Linked DNA regions of Homo sapiens: region 1 is linked to region 2. A link is an interaction called in ENCODE POLR2A ChIA-PET data of the cell type or tissue named here. Cell type or tissue: B cell. All regions are shown on one strand. Each heading gives the region's core, and the rest is flanking DNA. Links, peaks and the distances in the headings are about the cores only.

Region 1 (4,394 bases), core at 251-4,250, 230 kb after region 2:
ACAATGGTCCTATAGTTTTATTAAAGATAGTGAAAAAGCTAATATCAAGTTCCTTAAATGATAGTGAGACAAACTTTCCATGAGGCCAGAGGCCCCCTCTGTCAGTCAAGCAACATCCTCTACTCTCAGGCTCCCATCTGACACCAGGTTGTGAAGGCCTTGGGGCCCTTTACCCATGACTAGCCCATGACAGAATGCTTTCTTCCACAGAGTCTTCACTCCCTCTAAAGAGGCCAGGAGTGTTAGGTGAGGAGGAATGTACATGCTGAGGTCAGTTCTGGACCAGCCCCAGGCCAATGGTACAGAGAAGGATGATAGCAGCTGAATGGCTCAGAAAGAGTCCAAAGCCAGCTTAACACTGGTAACAATTTTACCCCTACCCCAAGAGCTGACATGCGTCCAATTCCAGTTCCTCTTTCCCCACCTAAATGATCCCAGAGGTGGCACTAAGCCCAGCCCACTCACAATCTAGGACAGCGATAGTCAGACATCTCAATGGGCCCAGCTTCCCAGTAGTAGGAGTGACTGAGAACAGCACTAGGGGGCCCCTGCCACATCAAAGAGAAGCATCTATGAGGGGTTACTGCCATAATGCCAACCTTCTTGCTGTGCTTTGAGAAACAAACCAAATCCCACCTCCCTTCAAAGAGCTCTACTTGCTATGAAAAGTAATCCCACCCCCTACTAAAGTCCTGAGACTTAGGTGGCCCTGAGGCCAGTAGGAGGCTTTGGGGTATCTCAAGAGCAGCCACACTTCTCCACCAAGGAAGTGTTCACATAGTGCACACTCATCTTGTGTTCGTCATCCTGGACCATCAGGGAGAAGAGTCTGACCATGGTGGGACGGCAGGTCTGGAAGAGCCAGGGACAGGTAGGTACTGCCCTCTGCAGAAACAAATGGCAGAATGGTGAGTGCCTCATAGCCACAGCCTCATATCTAAGGGCATCAGTAGACTTGTCAGGGATACATGGGAAGGGAGAAGGAGGGCCTGGGGAGAAGCTGCTGGATCAGGGCTGTTTCAGAACAATCTTTAGGAAGCTGATGTTTCTTATGAATAAAGATAAGGGATAAGGTCACAGGGCGGGGAAGATGCTACACACTGCATCAGTGCTAGATTACATAATTACCAACTTCAATGGCTTCCTTGACTCAAAAGGAGCCAGGCCTAGAGAGTTGAGCACTTAGTGCTATCCCAATATGACCCCAGAAGAGAAAGAACGAGGCTCCATGTCTTACCTTATAGCACTCAAAGCTGGAATGACGGAGCTCACTGTTGAGGGCCGGGCAGGTCCCCTGACAGTAAGAGAAGCTGAGAGTCTTGGGTGCAACAATACACTCGCCCCAGGCAGCTCTGTGAAGGTTCACCTTGCGATCCTGCAGATGGCAGAGCTTCTCTGCTGGAAAGATATCCTGGCCATGGCCTATCTCCCGGCGATTCTGGCCCGGGATCCCCAGGATCAGCTGCTCCACATTAGAGATTAAGGGTTTCTGGACATAAGGCAGGTGAAACAGAGGTGGCTGTGTGTGGGACAAGGTCACGAACAGCAACACTACGTCTTGTTTCCTTTCGGTACTGGAACATTCATTCAGGCTGGCATCAGCGACATCAGTGGCTGGAATCTTTGTCTCTGCCAAGAGGGTGGGCACCACCTCCATCCAATACGTGAGTAAACAGTAGATATCCAATAATGACCCTCCCTCTGACTGGTAGGATGAAAAGATAATGGGGAAAGATCCCAGAAGGAATCTTTGGAGGCCCCTTCTATGGTCCTCGAACTCTAGAACAAGCTCAGTGGCATGGGGGACAATGGGCACCCAAGCCCATAACTTTATCAAGGAAACCCCCAAGAAGGAAACTGCCTCAAAACAGAGAAGCCAGTAGCTGTGTAGGAACTATGAGCCTGTAGGGAAAGAAGAGTGGAAGCTCCAGGAGGCCACTATCGTGGAAAGTCCCACCTCCCTTTCAGCTTCTTACTCCCCACTACCCAGCCGGGCAGGACAGGACAAAGACTTAGCAGTCTCAGCTTGTCAAAGTCAGTGCTTAGTCCACAGCAGCCAGGGATGGACTGAGGTTCCTCAACTCCCATCACCCTACCCCTGGAATTAAGTCAGAATGATTGCCCTAGTACTGAAAATCATTCCAGTCACCATGACCTAAGACAAGCCACTTGCCCTGTTTATCTCCCAAAACACTATAGTTGCCCAGCCCAGCAGCTGTGTACTTCACACTTTAGAGCATCCTTACACACAGAACTTTAGGGCATCAGCCATAAAGCTTAAAGACATCCTACATACCAAGCCTGCAGAGCTGAAACCAGGAAGCAGATTCCATTTCTGCTAGACCAGCTGAAGAATATTCTGTACCCAACTCCTTGCTCTACTCACAAGAGCCCTTAATATCTGTTGTCATTTACACCCCATTCCCTGACCAGCCCCACAAAATGCTGCCAGGCAGCTTCTGGATCACTCCTTCCCTGGCAAAGACCAGCGCTCCAGCTACTTACTTTTGAATATGAGGGTAAAACCATGTTGCCTGGCAGAAAAAAATCTCATTTATGTGGGAAGGCAGCATCGGGTTGGGACAGTCAAACGTCTCTACTGAGCTCAAACACATGCACCAAAGACCCAGAGCCAAGAGCCCAGGAATGAGCCAGGAGCTGCCACTTCTCCCACAGCCACCCTCCAACATACCTGCTCTCAGAAGCGGGGCTTCCCCTTCGCTGTCTTTAAATATCCACGTGCCCAGCTGTAGGCCCTATTCTAACCCCCCACAGCTTGTAGCTGATCACGCATTCAAGAGAAATTAAATTCAAGTGAGAGAAACTCTCACTCCCAGAACAACTTCAATACCAACTCCTGTTTACAGAATGGAGGTGCAAGAAGTGATAATACAGATTGTGTTTCTCAAATGCAACCTCGAAAACACAAGTACATAATTAGTGAATAGATGCACTTATGTGGAAGACACGCTCTGACAGACTGTGTTGGTCCAAATGCTGGAAACAAGGACAAGTATGCACAGTTTGCAAGTTACAAACACTCCATTTAACTCACCTTTGTGTTCTTAGACTTTAGCTAACACCAGAAATCACCTAGAGCATTTGTTAAGACATAGATTGCTAGGCCCCATTCCCAGAGTTTCTGATTCAGTAGGTCTTAAATGAGGTTCAAGAATTTACCTCTCTAGTAAGTTGCCAGGTGATGCTGATAATGCTGGTTCTGAGACCGCTTTGAAAATCACTCATCCACATTACTTATGCCATAACTAGTACATAGAAGATGCCCAATAAGTGTATTTTGATTCATTGATAATACACTATACTTAGTGTGTTTGTGGTTCTGAAATTTTTTTAAACAGAAACAAACAAACAAAAAAAACTCCTTCAGGTTAAAAGGATGAAATTCACTAAATCTGAAAATACCAGATTCTTATGTGGGAAGTACCCAACATAAGAAAAGTAGCATTTGGGATTCATGCTCCCAACATTCTTTTGTTTTCTTTTCAGAGAGTACAAATCAAGATCTTCAAAAAATAACATATACGAGAAGCCAATATAGTCTTCTTCATGTTTCCTAACACTTAACAAATTATTATGAGCATATTATATATAAATATAGTGTAGGAATAATCTGTCCATTAAACATACAGAGTAAGGCATCCTTCATTAACAAATTAACCTGCATTTCACAATATTTGCTTTTCTTAAAAGACCAAATCACATTGACACGTACAATAAAAGTTTAGTTTCTCCACTTTGAGAGGCTGAGGCGGGCAGATCACAAGGTCAGCAGTTCAAGAGCAGCCTGACCAACATGGCGAAACCCCGTCTCTACTAAAAACACAAAAATTAGCCAGGCGTGGTAGTGTGCACCTGTAATCCCTGCTACTCAGGAGGCTGAAACAGGGGAATCACTTGAGCCAGGGAGGCAGAGGTTGCAGTGAGCCAAGATTGCGCCACTGCACTCCAGCCTAGACAACAGAGTGAGACTCCATCTCAAAAAAAAAAAGTTTAGTTTCTCTAAACTTGAGGTTTATTTATTCTCATTAAGAAATTCAATGTCCCAAATTATGTAAATAAGTACACCATAAGTAATGGTAATCAGAACAGTCCATCTTTAGAAAGCTTGCTGTGTAAATTCTTTAGTTAATGTTAGTGAAACAAGCTTATGAGGTAGGTGTGATTATTCTTGTTTTGTGGATGGGGAAACTGAGGAAAGAGTAAGTAATGACCTGCCCACGGCAGGGCTGAGTCAGTTGTCCGTGCAGAATAGATTCTATGTTAAGACAATTCCTTTGGGTTTTTGTTCCTTAAATACGAAGAAATACAGAACAAAAGCAAAGGATAAAATAATTCAATTTAGGAAAACAAGCTTTGGTAAAAGGAAAAGGAAT
Region 2 (4,394 bases), core at 148-4,147:
GGTGGAGTCCATCTTTATCCATTGTGTTGTTCTCTTTGAGTGTCCTCTGATGCAAAGGAGGAAATTCATGGTGACTTTAAATGTCACCAGTGTTTCAATGAAAACAGGAATATTGCCTATGGAAACACTTCCTGACTCAGAAAAATCGTTACGACCTCCAAGACCCTAATTATCCCAGGCGGGTCCCAACACTCCCTTGGTGGAACTACTTCACAGTAGGGAAAGAGAGCATAATAGTCAGAAACTTGGATCTGATTCTTATCCCTGCCACTCACTAGCTGTATGCCTTAGGTAAGTTGCACAAATTCTTTGAGCCTCAGTTTCCTCATCCACAGGGATGACTAAGAATGCCTTCCTAAATAGGAATAATAGTGCTCACTTCATAGAGATCTAGTGAAAATTGCCTAAGATCACATGCATAAAAGATCTCATACAGTATTCAATAAATGTCAATCATAGTAGTAGAAGTTATATTTTTATCATATTTGTCCTTTAACAGTTTCCGTATTGGAAACAGTTCTTCCATTCTAGGGGAAATTTATCATTCTGCCTCTGACCTGGTCTTCATTCCTGAAGAATTTATGGAGTTCCTACTGAGATAGCCAGGGTTCTCCTGGTAATCAAAATATTATAAATGACCTATAAGAAATAACCCTTTTTCTCTAGGAGCTCATATTTTTATATTAAAAAGATATGCAGATTATATAAGCAAAATGGAATAAGTTAAAGTATCAACCACAAATTGCTGCAACAATCTTTGGTATCATTTATCATCATCATAATTATTATTATTACTATGAGTAGCTGAAGAATAACCACAGGATTCAGTGTTTAATATGCATTCTTAGGCCAGGTGCAGTGAATCACGCCTGCAATCCCAGCACTTTGGAAGGTCAAGGCCGGAGGATCACTTGAAGCCCGGAGATTGAGATCAGCCTGGGCAACAAAGTGAGACCCTATCTCTACAAAATATTAGCCAGGTGTGGTGGCATGTGCTTGTAGTCCCTGCCTCTGGGGAGGCTGAGATGGGAGAATTGCCTGAGCCCGGGAGGTCAAGGCTGCAGTGAACTGTGATCAAGCCACTGTTCTCCAGCCTAGGTGACAGAGAGAGACCCTGTCTCTTAAAAAAATGCATTCTTGGCCAGGTGCAGTGGCTCACACCTGTAATCCCAGAACTTTGGGAGGCTGAGGTGGGAGGATCACCTGAGGTCAGGAGTTCAAAACCAGCCTGGCCAACATGGTGAAACCCCGTCTCTACTAAAAGTACAAAAAAATTAGCTCGGTGTGGTGGTGGGCACCTGTAATCCCAGCTACTCAGGAGGCTGAGGCAGGAGAATTGCTTGAACCCAGGAGGCTGAGGTTGCAGTGAGCCAAGATCACACCAATACACTCCAGCCTGGGCAACAAGAGCGAGACTCCATCTCAAAAAAAATGCATTTTTAGACTTTAGAATAAGCAAAGTTCAATGTGAACTTATAGGTTGGGAAAGGTCCTATGTGGGGTGGGCAGGCAGCAATGGGACTGAAGCCATGGAGGGGGTGGGTGGAATTCACTAGATGCATGGAAGGACAGCTCAGCAGGATACCTGAAGTTGAGGCTGACTAAAGTGTCGTCAGGATTTAAAGGTGTGACATGTTAGGAACTGAAAGTTTGTGTTAGAACACTGCAGGTGAGAAGCTTCTATCAGTAAAGAAGACGCTATTTTAGCAAGCTTTGAACATCACACTTGAGTGATGGAGACTTGGCACTCAAACAGCTAATAAGAAGTCATGTAGATTGTTTAAGAAATGGAGGGCATGTGGAGATTGGCACTTGAGGGCTAATCATGGGTAATTTGCCCACCTCTTTTGAGTCTCAGTTTCCTCATCCACGTGGGCAGTGGTGTGTAGGCTGGGTGGCCCAGTGGGGAGACTGGAGGAGACAGGGAGGTCAGTGCAGAGGCTGCTCTACAATGCTTCTGACAGAGGTGAAGAGATTCTCTAGGGAAGTGCTTCTTAAACTGCAGTGTGCACAAAAATCCCCTGAGACCTTGCTCAAATGCAGATCCTGATTGAGTCTCTGCCAGGACTATCTCCCAGGTGATGCTGATGCTAGTGATCAGGGACTACACTTGAGTAACAAGGACCAAGACTAAGAGTTACAGCAGAAATGGAGAGACAGAGATGCATGCATCAAAGGAAGACCTGGTAGAAGCTAGCCTTTGATGAAGTACTGAGACATCCTGCAACGTGGATGAAGGTGAACCTCCAAAACATATGCTCAGTGAAAGAAGCGAGGCACAAAAGAACACATAGCGTATGGTTCTGCTTTTTTTTTTTTTTTTTTTTTTTGAGACGGAGTCTCGCTCTGTCGCCCAGGCTGGAGTGCAGTGGCGGGATCTCGGCTCACTGCAAGCTCCGCCTCCCGGGTTCACGCCATTCTCCTGCCTCAGCCTCCCAAGTAGCTGGGACTACAGGCGCCCGCCACTACGCCCGGCTAATTTTTTGTATTTTTAGTAGAGACGGGGTTTCACCGTTTTAGCCGGGATGGTCTCGATCTCCTGACCTCGTGATCCGCCCGCCTTGGCCTCCCAGGTTCTGCTTATATGAAATGTCCAGAAAAGGCAAAAAGCAAAAATATTGGGCCAGTAAGCAGATGAGTGGTTGCTTAGGATAGAGAGTGGAAAAAGAAGTGATTGTGTGTGGGCATGAGGCTTTTTAGGGGGTGAGAAAAATGTTCTGAAATTAGATTATGGGGATTGTTATACAATTTTATAAACATACAAAAAATAGTTGAATTGTATACTTACAGTAAGTTAATTTTATGGTAAATAAAGTTGTTAATTTTAAAAAAAAGATTCAATACAAGTTTGTGTTTGAAACATAGGAGATAACAGAAAGGAAACAATACAAGAAGAAATTCATCTGTTAAGCCTGTTCCATGGACAGGCTAGCTTTTGTTCTCCCTTGCTTCCTCCTCTTGAAAACAGCGAGTCTGATGGACTGGGATCTGAGCTCAGAGCTAACCTAGGTATTTTAGACACTTCAGTAGTTAGAGAAATTCCTTTTAGTGATCCCAAATCACACCTTGGGTATAACTACCTCCACTGCAGGACTGGTCAGGTTAGCAACCTGGAAAGGCATGAGGGGAAAAGAATGAATCATCAGAAAATATATAGTGTAATCATCTGAAAAGGTGACTCACGCATGAATTTTTACATGCCTATTCTTTACTCAGACCCCAGTAATATCTCTTACATTGAAAAACTATACGTCCTCAGGTTTCCAAGCACAAAATTGTGTTCAGACATTGCATTGCTTTTACCACAATCTGCATACAGCACCAGAGTCTGGAGATTCTGGGTCAGTGTGATCCCAGGACCAGTAACATCAGCATCATCTGAGGACTTGGTAGAAATACAGACTCTTACGCTCCACCCTAGGATTACAGAATCAGAAACTGGGTGTGGGGCCCAGAAGTCTGTTTTAACAAGCCCTCCAGGTAATTATTTGCATGTTAACATTTGAGAACTACTACTGTAGGTCATGATATGTGCGTGCACACACACACACACACACACACACCAGCCTCACTTGGGAAATGATGCTTATTCCAAGACAAGAGCTACTGTCTTGTAAGGGCAGAAGTTATGATGGCAAATATACGGCAGGAATGCAACCACTTCCATCTTCCCTATACATGCCTGTCACCACTAATCCATCACTGCAATCTTTCATAATGAGTCAGGGTAGCAGTGCCTTTGGCCATCTAGCAGGAGAAAACCTCACCAGGTGTCCTGCACTAACATGGAGTTGGGTGGGGAAAGGCTGAAGTAGATTTAGAAATTGCAATGTGGAGAATTTGGCAGAAAGTGAGAGCCTGATATAGATAGTGTTACTAATTCCCCACGGTCTTGGGTGGCCCATAGGAGATTAAGAATTTCCTATTATCCAAGCTGGGGAACATGGGCTGAAAGATTGGTAGATCCAACAAGGCCTGGAGTCCAAACAAATAAACTCACAAAGTGCCAGAATCTCAAATCCAGAATTGAGGGGCAGAATGAAACTGTCAGATGCGAACATGAGGTCCCAAAGGCCAGGTGGAATCAGCCACATCTGGTGGAAACTGATGCAAGTTATCCAGTGACAAGGTAGGACAAGGGACATCCTGGAAGAGGTCACAGAAGATCCACGGGACAGCTCACACCAAAGACCCCCCTCCCAGCTTCCTTGTTCAAGAAGAGTAAGCTTTCCCCTCCCAGAAGCCATTTCGGGGAGGAGAAGGTAGAAAGGATTTTCTTTGAGAACACAGATATAGCCCTGATATTGAAATACTTAACTGAATACTTACCCCAAAGAGGCAGTTATAAACTGGAAGAGACTGGGTTATCTGTGAAACTGTGAGGTAGATAGGAA

What was found. ChIA-PET counts read pairs that join two places held together with the same protein. Peaks named below come from ENCODE experiments on the same cell type or tissue, not always from the same donor. Only the 100,000 strongest peaks of a DNase experiment are listed, where the experiment ranks them.
Region 1: POLR2A ChIA-PET joins it to region 2 with 5 read pairs; 2 of 35 experiments call an interaction of 5 or more read pairs at or near these places.

The regions. Positions count from the first base shown.
Region 1 is chr5:56,770,268-56,774,661 of GRCh38, forward strand. LOC105378979 (growth/differentiation factor 3) reads right to left here and starts at 2,608. Exons shown (of 3, transcript NR_172721.1): 1 at 2,506-2,608; 2 at 1,238-1,489; 3 at 1-885. In B cell, for the core only: no CTCF peak of the experiment used is centred there; no DNase peak of the experiment used is centred there; H3K27ac peaks cover 276 bases.
Region 2 is chr5:56,540,512-56,544,905 of GRCh38, forward strand. All of the region lies in intron 2 of C5orf67 (chromosome 5 putative open reading frame 67), which reads right to left. Among named protein-coding and RNA genes, the nearest start is that of LINC01948, 61 kb to the left of the region's middle. In B cell, for the core only: no CTCF peak of the experiment used is centred there; a DNase peak (open chromatin) is centred at 2,110.